3 separate regions of the Homo sapiens genome follow, and regions 2 and 3 are each linked to region 1. The links are chromatin loops, found by intact Hi-C in ENCODE. Cell type or tissue: B cell. All regions are shown on one strand. Region 1 overlaps CHL1 (cell adhesion molecule L1 like). Region 2 overlaps CHL1 (cell adhesion molecule L1 like). Region 3 has its middle 4.3 kb from the start of CHL1.

Region 1 (4,000 bases):
GTGTTCCGGAGAATCTGCGTTCCTTACTTTTGTAACCTGAACATTCATTATAAACAAAAGTTGCTTTCATTTCCCTTCGTCTACCCAAAACCTCATTATTATTTTTCATTTTTTATTCTGTTCCCTAAAGAGATGAAGAGAAAAATCCCAAATCTGAAGATAGTTAATAATGAGGACTAAGGTTTCCTGAGTGTCTGTTATGGGAAAACAATACCAACCAACCATACCTTACGGGGGGCTGTTTTTGTGGCAGTCCCCGTGCTAAGCATTCTCTGCATGATGTTTCCTTTAATCCACAAAACAACCCCGTGAGTCAGTGTTATTTTTATCCCAATTTACTGATGAAGAAATGGGTTTGAAGAGGGTCAGTGATACTCCCCGTCACGCAGCTAGTAAGTGGTAGAGTCAGTATGCAAACCCAGGCAGTCTGGCTCCAGAGTTTATAAACCATCACAGTGCTCTACAGATGAATCACTGCCCTAGGCAGCTGGCCACATTTTTTTTCATTCAAGCACAACCAACCGCCACTATCTCCATTTTGCAGTTTAAAAAACGTAAGCTTGGGGAGATTCAGAAAACACCTCAAGATGAAACAGCTGGCAAGGTGCACATCCTAGACGGGACCCGAGGTCTGTTATCCACCAAGTGGCTCACCCTTGACTTGTGCAGGCCCCAGAGCAAAAGGACAAATGGAAGCCACTATCGTACCTGCTCTTAATTAAGCAATTGACACGTAAAAATATGTTCTATCCTTCTTCCTGAACAAGGACATCCAAAATAATCTGAGCTCTAGGTTCCAGTGGAAGATTTGGGGACTCCTTGGAGCTCTATGCTGAGCATGGTGAAATGGGGAGAGTTGGCCCTCAGTGCTGGGCCATTCCTGTCTTTCCCCGCCCAGCCCATTTGGAGTGGGCTCAGGGTGGACCGGGCATGGGGATTTTCAGGTCTTTGTGCTTGAGGTTGGTAGCAAATAGGCAGTAATGGGACCATGTTCAGACTTGGGATGCCTCCTTTTCCCTGAGGATGCTTTCAAATCATGGAGACAAGCGGGACCAGAGGGTGATCAGAGCAAGTCCCTTAAAAGGGCAGAGCCCAGGACAGGTGTTGCTGTTGCCTGAGCCTAAAGGAGGTCCTGACTTTGAACCTGTGCCCTCAGCTGCTAGGCTACTGTTCTGTTTCTTCTCAGGGACAGGAACAATAATTGGCTTTTTTCCTTGGATGCATCCTCTTTCTCATTCAATTTTCTTTTTAAAAATTAAAAATCTTTATTCTTATATATAATTTATAAGAGGGCACAGGCAGTATAAATATTATTTATGGCTCTTCCATGAATATCAAGTCTTAACAACCAAATTGCTTAGAAATAAACAATCTCTGATTTGCTGGTTGTATCTGTCCTGCTAATCCAACCACATACCAACTTCATTTTACACACGTCTGACCATCATTAATCCCGTCAAACCAGGGCCTTCAGCATTGCATTGCAATTGGTTTTTAAACTTACTGTCAACTGGGGAGCCATTGACTCTCCACTTGATTGTGGGTTGAGGTTCTCCTTCAGCCTCACATAACAAGATGCCATTGCTTCCGGTGCTATACACAGCACTCTGAGGCTTCTTTGTCCAGCGAGGAGGCTCTGGATGTAAAGTGAAGAGCTCATGAGAGATGTTATCTATGTCAAAAAGTCCAAAAATGTTAAGGCCTGTATTTCTACTTTGCACCAGCAGAGGGCAGACACCACAAAGGGTTTCATAGTAGCTCTTTTTGGTAAACTTGCTCTGCAAAGCAAGGTGGGAGCTGCTTTTGTGTTGTATGGTGTGTGTGTGTGTGTGTGTGTGTGTGCTTGTGTTTAATTTGGACTCAGCATGTATCATACATCAACATACTGAAAATAGTTATATACAACCATTTTATTTAGCTATACAAGTAGCTACCCCACTAGGAAAAAATGAGGGAAGAATAAGCAGATGGTGAGTTTATTTAGAGCTCACTACAGGTTATTTTCAAGCTGCAGCATGGCATCTAAAAAGGTGGATACACAAGAATTATATTGTAAGAATTTTAAAAATAAAACTAATTAAAATATTTAATGCTTATTTTGAATATTTCTTAGTGATCTTATAGCATTTATACATATAATCTACTTGAAAAATATTATTTCCTAGAGTTTTTTTGTAAGAGGGGAGAGAGAGAAGCCCAAAAGCAGTGTTTAGCTTTCTGCAGTCAAAACAATGCAGCAAAATATACCTTAAAATTACCTGTATCTTTCTATGCCCTAATGCTCCAGTGTAACAATACTACAAAGTATGTCAGAAACAGATGACACATTTTACTGGATTTCCATGTTTTTATAACTCTATGTTTTATAACTTCATGAATATTGCTATGTCAGGGGTAACTAAAAGGTTTAGATTAAAGTGTTGATGGTTTGGATAATTTGATTTCAGAGAAAATTGCACAAAACCTGCAGGTAGCAACTCCCATCAAGTGTAGTTTGGTTATTTCCCCAAAGATATTTTAGATTTCCATTTTTAGCTAAAAACGAAAGTCTTCAAAGATATATGTATGTATACAATGAAAAAATATCATTAAAATTTTTCTAAGTAAAGGAAGAAAAAGAGGATTATGTAAAAAGGAAAGAACTGTAAGTTCATCAGAGGAAACAAAAGTACACAACTAGCCTTGGCAAGTTCAAGTTCAAGTCCAAGTGAGATAAGTGCCTTTGTAATTACTCCACAGGGTGTGGACTTAATTGTTAAATTCCAAGTTAAATATCTGTATTCATAAGCTGTACTACCTGTAAATGTTTAGTCACTTGGTTTAAAATACACTAGTCCAAATTATAAACTGCGATCATTTTCTGAGGTGAAGGTTTATTTTTGTCTATTTTGCATTTTTTTAATGATATCCTTACTTTTTTTCTGGTTATTTTAATACAACCAATATAAAACTAAATATCTGTAAGTTAGAGAAAAATATTCCATGAACATGAACATTATGGCATATCATATTTATAATAGAAAATTACAACTATTGCTTTCAACGTATGCAGAAATAAAGAAAATCAAGCAATAATGATATTTCTGTAAATCTTCTTGAATAATTACTATTGCCATTAGGATATTTACTATTAGGACTATTAGTAATATTAGTATTACTGAAAGAGGTTCCAAATTATCACGTCATCCAATCCTTTCATCTTACAGACAGAGGGCTGAGCTTTGGAGAAGTTGCCTAACTTGCCCAGGCCCACCAGCAAAGGAAGCTCCAGTTCCTGTTCTCGCCATTCCACAGATAAATACACAGCAACTATGGATGAGCAGCATTTAGACTCTGAAGTCATGTGGTTTTTGTTTCTAATTTAGTGTTATCTTATGAATTTGTATCAAAGACAGGAAAGAAGGCCAGCCCAATTTATGCTTCCAAATCCAAGCTCCCCCAATATTTATCAACTGACTCAAGAAGTTCTGAGCATTCACTAGGCTTCCTCACTATACTTTACCTTAACCCTTCTTTATAAGCTTTCTTTATAATTGCTTGAAAATTTACTTTAATGCTTTTCATCCATTTCTCCTATAGAAGTAAGCTGGTCCTGAATCATGTAATATTGGGAGGGACTTGAGTCAAGCTTGTTCTGCTCAGAAACAGCTGCTTCTTGAGCCTTAAAACCAAAAATTCTGAGGAAAAATACCATCCTCATAGAAACCCATTCTTTTATCTATTATCCTAAGACATATGGTAACAGATGAAAATTGCTTATGTTGAAACTTTATGCATTTTCTCATAATTGTAAATACAAAAATAAGATGATAAATATTTCTCATGTTGCTGGAAACAGATGCAAATGTCTGAACATTGGGACTATATATTAAGCAAGCTAAATAGAGATGTTTATCACTAGGAAAAAAACAAAATAAAACAAACTTGGTACCTATAGAACATACAACACTGGTTATTTTTAGTAAAACTGTTTCTTCACAGGTTCTTATTAAAATCTATA
Region 2 (4,000 bases), 130 kb after region 1:
TTTAAGGAACTAACTGGGTTGACTTTTTGTCTGGTCTTTCACAAGGACCATGATATTAAAAGTAAAAGGGATGAGATTTCTCTTAGATCTAAGCAAATGATTCTTTGAATAAGTGTAGGGTCTGCTACACATAAACACTCTAATAGGCTCACCTTTTAATCTGGAGCTGAAACAAAAGTTGATATCGATCTTCTGTGATAGTACTTGAACAACTGAGGGCTCAAAATGCACTGATTACTATAGTCTTAATTTTACAATGATGATTAGTGTCAATGAAAAGAGTCAAATTCTGTAAAATATTTGATGAGATTTATTCCGAGCCACACGAGTGACCATGGCCCATGACACAGCTTCAGGAGATCCTGAGAACACGTGCCCAAGGTGGTCGGGCTACAGCTTGGTTTTATCCATTTTAAGGAGAAATAAGACATCAATAAATGCATGAAACATGTACATTGGTTCATTCTGGAAAGGTGAGACAACTCAAAGTGGGTGAGTGTGGGATTTCAGGTCATAGGTGGATTCAAAGATTTTCTAATTGGCAACTAGTCCAAGGAGTTTATCTAAAGACCTGGAATCGATAGAAGGGAGTGTCTTGGTTAAGATAAGGATGGTTGTGGAGACCAAGGTTCTATCCAGATGAGGCCTCCAGGTAGTAGGCTTCAGAGACAATTGATTGTAAATGTTTATCAGACTTTCGAAGGTGTGGGTTAAAACATGTTCAACTTTACTAGCTGATGTGAAATTCCTCCTCTAAAAGGAGGTTATGCCACTGTCCACTCACACCAACAGAGCATGAGCGTTCTCATTTCCTAACACCTTCACAAGATTCTGTACTACATATTTTCATTGTTGTAGTCTAATAAATGATAACATTTTCTCATTGTGAGTCTTTTTTGTGATGGGATCTCACTATGTTGCCCAAGCTGGAGTGCAGTGGCTACTCACAGGTGCAATTATAGCATTCTACATGCATAGGTGTAAAATCCTTTGAATGTGAGGACTTCTTTGATATCTGTGGTGGCATGACAGATATCACAAAAATTATGCATGGACCTTTTTTTAAAAAAAAAACAACTCATCAGCTATCGTTAGTGTTAGTGTATTTTATGTGTGGCTCAAGACAATTCTTCTTCTTCCAATGTGGCCCAGGGTAGTCAAAAGGTTGGACACCCATGCTACAGCCTCGAATTTCCAGGCTCAAGAGATCCTTCCACCTCAGCCTCCTGAGTAGCTGGAACTACAGGTGCATACCACCACTCCTGACTTCACTGTAATGTTTAAAATCAGATCATTGAAGGTTTAATTTACATACATCACAATAACCAAATTTGTAAAGGTACAATTCAATGAATATTGACAAAGGTAGATGGGGTATTAATACCACCACAATCAGCACACAGTATTCCCATCATGTCAGTCGTCAACCACCCTCCCCAGTCTTTAAAAACAATGATTCTATTGCTATCCCTTCAATTTCACCTTTTCCAAAATATCGTATAAATGAAATCCCACAGTATGTAACTTTCTTTCACCTAGCATAATGCTTTTAAGAGTCATTTATTTTGTTGCATATATCAGTAGTCCATCCCTTTTAGATACTAAGTATTATTCAATGATGTAGATGAACAATTGTTTCACTGTGATTTCAATGTGCATTCCCCTGACTATTCATGAGGTTGTCTATCTTAGTATGTATTTTGGCCATTTGAGTTTTTTTCTGAAATGTGTTCTCTTTTTTAAAAAACTTTCATTTTAAGTTCAGGGGTACATGTGCCAGTTTGTTACACAGGTAAACCTGTGTCATGTGGGTTTGTTGTACAGACTATTTCATTAAGCCTAGTTCCCATTAGTTAATTTTTCTGATCCTCTCCCTCCTCCCACCCTCCACCTTCAAGTAGGCCCCAGTGTGTGTTGTTCTCCTCTAAGTGTTCATGTTTTCTCATCACTTAGCTTCCACTTATAAGTGAGAACATGCAGTATTTGGTTTTCCTGCATTAGGTCCTGCATTAGTTTGCTAAGGATAATAGCCTCCAGCTCCATCCATGTCCATGCAAAGGACATGATCTCATTCTTTTTTAATGGCTGCATAATAGTCCATGGTGCATATGTACTACATTTCCTTTATCCAGTCTGTTATTGATGTCATTGATGGGCATTTAGGTTGATTTTATGTCTTTGCTATTGTGAATAGTGCTGCAATGAACATACATATGAATGTGTCTTTTTAACATAATGTAAAAATTTATATTCCTTTGGGAATATATATAGTAATGGGATTGCAGGATTGAATGGTATTTCTGTCTTCAGGTCTTTGAGGAGTCACCACACTGTCTTCTACAACGGTTGACCTAATTTACACCCCCGCTAACAGTGTACTTTCTCTTCCTTTTTCTCCACACAACCTCACCTGCATCTTTTATTTTTTGACCTTTTTTTTTTTGACAGAGTCTCACTCTGTCGCCCAGGCTGGAGTGCAGTGGCATGATCTCGGCTCACTGCAAGCTCCACCTCCCGGGTTCATGCCATTCTCCTGCCTCAGCCTCTGGAGTAGCTGGGACTACAGGTGCCCGCCACCATGCCCAGCTAATTTTTTTGTATTTTTTATTTACTGACGGGGTTTCACCGTGTTAGCCAGGACGGTCTCGATCTCCTGACCTCGTGATCCGCCCGTCTTGGCCTCCCAAAGTGCTGGGATTACAGGTGTGAGCCAGTGCGCCCGGCCTACTTTTTGACTTTTCAATTATAACCATTCTGACCGGTGCGAAATGGTATCTCATTGTGGTTTTGATTTGCATGAAACGTGTTCTCTTTCTTTGCCCATTTTTCCTTTCTGTTGTCTTTTTCCTCATAAATTTAAAAAAGTATTATTTTGTTCTTTATGTCATTCTTTATATCACAATAAATCATATCATTTCACATAGATTTGAAAGTTAGCATCCAAAGCTTAAACTTTAATTTTTATAGAAGAAGAACACATTTAGCAGCACTTGACATCATCAATATATGGGCTAAAACTTAGGGCAGGAATTTGTGCTAAAGTCAACATAATTTATTTTCTATTCAGTAAACCTTTCAATGATCAAATGATTCCTTCTTTGGAAAAGAGGATGTGGGTAACATCTTCTCTACTGACTTGAGGAAACTTAAATATGATACACAAAAGTATATTAAGGAAAAAGATATCCAAACTCCATTTGATACCATTATCATGCCATTTTAATCAACACACATCATGCTTATGATCAATAATTGAATGGAAAGGGTCTTTCATCTTCTAAAACATAACTGCTGTAAGAATTAATAAGCAGGTTCTGTCAGTGCAGAAAGTATTCAGGAATTCTTTCTGCAAGAGCACACCCTCATCCAATCCAGAAGCTCACAAAATTTCACCCATCCCAGCCCTGAGGTCTTTTGGAAATCACCCAATCACTCTGCTATTAAGAAGCCTGAAAACACGTATCGTAAACCTTGTCATCTCACAACCACTTATTCTTTGATTGTTTCCTGTGGAGGTTTCCTGTGCAGGGGCTGTGGGTTATAATTTACAACAGCCCCCAAAGCACCCATATCATCTTAATAGAAGTACAATAAATAAAATAATAAAACAGCCTTGCTCATAAAATCCCCTTTATCACATCCTCATTCAAGCCTAAGCTGTTCTTATCTCCCTTGCGGAATACCAACTGGTCCTCCTCTCCATTGCAATCTACTCTGCATGCAACAGCCAAGGTTTGTTTTGTTTGTATATATAAATATATATACATATAGACACAAATTACATCAACTAGCTTAACTGTTGGAATTCCTTTGAAGTTCCTATACTGCACTTAAATCCATATTGTTGTCCATGACCTACAAGGCCTTATGTGATCTGCCCTAAGCTCACCTTGTGCCAGCTGGTTTCTCCCACACTCACTGCACTGCAGGTTCTAGCCTTCTGTCCATTCCAGATGGGGCCAAATTGATTCCTCCACACCGCCTCTCCACTTGCTTCCCC
Region 3 (4,000 bases), 160 kb after region 1:
GTTGCACCTAGGTGCTAGAGAAAGAAGATATACTTATGAGTCACATGGAAATGTGATTGCCGTAGCTTTGAAAGGTGTGAATTTTCTCTCTGATAATTGAGGACGGCCGTTTCGAATGAAAATACTAATATCAAGCCACAAAAATAGGGGAGAAAAGGGCCCTATCATGAATAGAAGCAGAAGGTGAGAGAGAGGCCAGTCATCTGGAAAAAGATAAAAGCTATTAAAAGCTGGGGCATTTTTCAGCTTTTCCTGCTGATTTACTGCCTCCCTCCCTCCCTCCTGAACCATCATTTGGTATCATTCCCAGAGCTAGGGCCATTGAAGTAGTATTGCCTTTTGGCAAATACAAGTAGCTAGTGATGTGGCATCATTCCTAGAAAAATTGTTTAGCAGAAGAGCTGGAGTTTTGAAAATGGCATTTCAGTCTAGCAGTTCCAAATAGTCACAGATCAACAGGGGCTTTCCGGCCAACTGCTGTAATAAAAAATAAAAATAAAAAATAAAAAGCAGGAAGCAGGATGTTCCACTGAGGAATAGATCCTTCAAAAGCAACCTTGAAAGTACAAAGCAGCCACTTCAGCTTTGATATTAATAAAGCTAAAAAGACCATATTAATTCTGCAGAGTTATCCTGACAGAGTCACTACTCCTTTAACTTGTCCTTTAATACAAGAACAAAAGGATATGTATTAAAAATCAAAGGGCAATAATTCTGGAACAACTAAAAAGGTAAAATCTTGTATTGCATGCCATGGATCATTAATATGTATAATTCAGCCCTGGGAGGTCATGAAATCAAATACTTTCACTGGATTTTTTAAAAAGGCTAAGAAACTTTGTGGCCATTAATAACATTATAATTATGTAGCCAAGATAATGTTAAGTGTTTTCAAATCTCATGCTTTAAGGCATCCATTGATTACTTGTGCAGGTCAGAAGGATTTCCCACCCTCCAATCAGCAATGCCTACAATGACTAGTTTTCTCTCCTATTGATGGTTTGCTCCAAAGTCCTATGCCCCCAAGTCTTATCTCAAAGGCCTGTGAACTGAGTTATAGGATGAATTCCTATTTGTTGGAGAAAGTCCTCATATGTCTGGAGGATGAGAATTTCTTCTAAACCTCTCTATTTCCAACATGGTACGAAATCTTTTCAGTCTGGAAGGGACCTCAGAAAACATAATCTTCCATAGCTTCTTTTTATATCTGAAAAGAGTAAGGTTCAGAAATTTTATCAGAGTTGTACAACTGGTTAATGGCCGAGAATATATTGAAAAAAATCTCCAAGTTTTTAATCTTGTATCATTTTACAGGATGAAAAGTCACTGCCATCTTTGAAGATAATTTTATTTATTATTATTCTGTTGCAGCAAACAAGACAAATGTCGAATAGTGGGATAGCGAGTAATACCAGGAGCATAAAGGCTGATCTTTTTACAGAGACACATAGCCAAAATGAAGTTTCTCCTTTTCTTTTTTTTTCCAGTTGTTTTTGAAAGTATGTTTTCCACTCAATGTAACAGAAACATGTTAGAGAAAAAGGAAAGACCAACAAGAGCTTGTGGCAGCCACAGGTTGTTCTCCACTTCCTCTGCCCACTAATCTGTTTTTTGTTGTTTTTGTTGTTGTTGTATGTGACGGAGTCTGGCCCTGTCGCCCAGGCTGGAGTGCGGTGGCGCGACCTCGGCTCCCCGCAAGCTCCGCCCCCCGGGTTCCCGCCATTCTCCCGCCTCGGCCCCGGGAGTAGCTGGGACCACAGGCGCCCGCCAACCCGCCCGGCTCATTTCTTCTTGTATTTTTGGTAGAGACTGATTTTCACCATGTGAGCCAGCATGGTCTCCTGACCTCGTGATCCGCCCGCTTCGGCCTCCCAGAGTGCTGGGGTTACAGGCGAGAGCCAATGGCGCCCGGCCTAGTTCTTTTTCTCCTTCTGGACACAGGGCCGCTAACCTAAAGACTAAATTTTCTAGTCACTCTTTTGACTTAGTTTGGTTCTAGGACTAGGTTCTCACCAAAGAGACATGAGGAAAAATGCTGTTGGCAACTCTCAGCTCATCTACTTAAAGATCATCTAGATTCACTTCTCCTTTTCCTTTTGACTAACCCACAGTAGTAAAAGGCTCATGTTGAGGATGACAAAGAAACCCCACTCTGGCCTGAATTCCTACATGACTCTGAGGATCAGAACCTACTTAATACCATAAAAAATTGAATGTCCCCTTTCAATTTGAGCCAATCTCCTTTGGAGACTTTTATTATAACTGCTTAAACTTTATCCTTAATGCAACTGTAATCTCTGTCGTCAGAACAATTTCAGAAGAATAGTTAAGAAAAATAAGAATGGAAGCTACCACGAATACCTGTTGTTTTTTGCTTGCCAAGCATTTATCTCCGTTCATTTAGCCTGGTTGGACCTAGGGAATAATATCTCCTATGTTTATGTGGCCGAATTGAGGCTAATTCCAATGCTTTCTAGTTACCCCTGGTCCATGTGACCCAGGCACGACCAGCCAATATTTTCTACTCCTAAGTCTATGGGGACTAAAGCTATGAAGGGCATCAGACCCAACAGAAGCCAATGAGAAACCTACCTTGGATTTATGAGCTACTAGGAAAAAACTGAGGGTTGCTCAGAGGTATGACATAAGGCAGGAGAAACTCCCTTCTTCTTATCACCACTTAGAAAGAGCCTTCCTGAGAATAAAGTCACCATAGAGAAAAGAGGAGAGAGACAGATACTTGAGAATTATATTCCAAGACCTAGATCTTCAAATAAACTGAAAGGTTATTTTTTATTAAAAGCTGAAACTGGAATACAACTTGACCTTGTAGCCGGGTGAGACAAAAAAATGTTTCATGTAAAATAGTTTCGATGGTTTCCTGTTTCTTAAAATCAAAATAATTCTTCTTCGTGGTACATTTCTAGGTAAGATTATTCTCTTGTTATAGGTTGTTTAGTAAGAGGTGTATACATGGCAAAAAAAACTCTTCATTTCATAAACTAACCTAACTGATTGGTAGTGACTTACTGAAACACTGTGTCCAAAGGATCCTGACCCTGCATCGGAGCTGAGCAGGAAAGGTTAAAGTGACCTACTAATGTTTTCTATCACAGATATTATACAAAAGATAATTCTCATGTGTTAGGTATTTACTATTCTTGCTTTAAGATATTCTTAAGGTTTAGCATACATTTAGACATGGGTGGGGACTTTATTCTTTTGAACTAAGGTATAATAGGACATCCTTTTAAGGCATATTTTTATCCGTTTTTTTAAAAAGCCATGGACCAATTAGCCCTCTCCATGCATAGTTTAGGAACCATATTTCATGCTTTCAATTAACTTTATTTTCCTACAAAATAAATTAATTAGCAGACATGTACTGAAATCACAGGTTGCTAGTATGTGATGCACTGTGCTAACACAAACATAACTCAGTTTTTTTACAAGCATTGCATTGGATTTATTGTCTTCCAGGGGTTAAATGAGACCTATCAATTTATTATTTTCATGTTGTTTTTCAGAATATGATAAACAGACAAACCTTCTTAGGCATTCAAAGCACTATGCCACAGTACAGTAAGCCCACAGCAAGGGTTCCAAATCGTCTGTTTATATTGACATGAAAAATTTGCCTTATCTTATGGGGATTAGTTACTCTCTCTTATGCCATATCCTTTCTGTTTCTCACTTAGAGAGTTTTGTGCCAGCTCATACTACAACACTTAAGGTCACATAACCAGGCAAGAGCTTTATATATAACACTTGTATTGCCCATATATTGAGTTTTCTCCAAACAGGAAACACTTATTGACTTAGATTCCTTTTTCTGTATCTGAGTGAATGCACAATAATACAAATATAGAACACATTTTCAAATATTATTACTTGCATATAGAAGCCATCTTAAAAGTTTCCTAAAAGTAAACGCTTATACACTGTTGCTGGGAATGTAAATCATTTCAGCCACTGTGTAAAGCAGTTTGGAGATTTCTCA

What was found. Hi-C counts contacts between places; a loop is a spot of excess contacts. Peaks named below come from ENCODE experiments on the same cell type or tissue, not always from the same donor. Only the 100,000 strongest peaks of a DNase experiment are listed, where the experiment ranks them.
Region 2: a loop joins it to region 1, with 3 times the contacts of the local background. A loop is called at or near these places in 2 of 110 quality-filtered maps.
Region 3: it touches region 1 in a loop (4-fold over the local background); 9 of 110 quality-filtered maps call a loop at or near these places.

What each region holds. Positions count from the first base shown.
Region 1 is chr3:352,276-356,275 of GRCh38, reverse strand. CHL1 (cell adhesion molecule L1 like) reads right to left here. Exons shown (of 28, transcript NM_006614.4): 11 at 1,505-1,636. Among named protein-coding and RNA genes, the nearest start is that of CHL1-AS1, 32 kb to the left of the region's middle. In B cell, CTCF peaks have their summits at 1,513 and 1,712 (motif pointing right); a DNase peak (open chromatin) is centred at 1,725.
Region 2 is chr3:217,590-221,589 of GRCh38, reverse strand. The region is part of intron 1 of CHL1 (cell adhesion molecule L1 like); the gene reads right to left. Among named protein-coding and RNA genes, the nearest start is that of CHL1-AS2, 22 kb to the right of the region's middle. In B cell, no CTCF peak of the experiment used is centred here; a DNase peak (open chromatin) is centred at 2,359.
Region 3 is chr3:190,509-194,508 of GRCh38, reverse strand. No RefSeq gene overlaps it. Among named protein-coding and RNA genes, the nearest start is that of CHL1, 4.3 kb to the left of the region's middle. In B cell, no CTCF peak of the experiment used is centred here; a DNase peak (open chromatin) is centred at 2,058.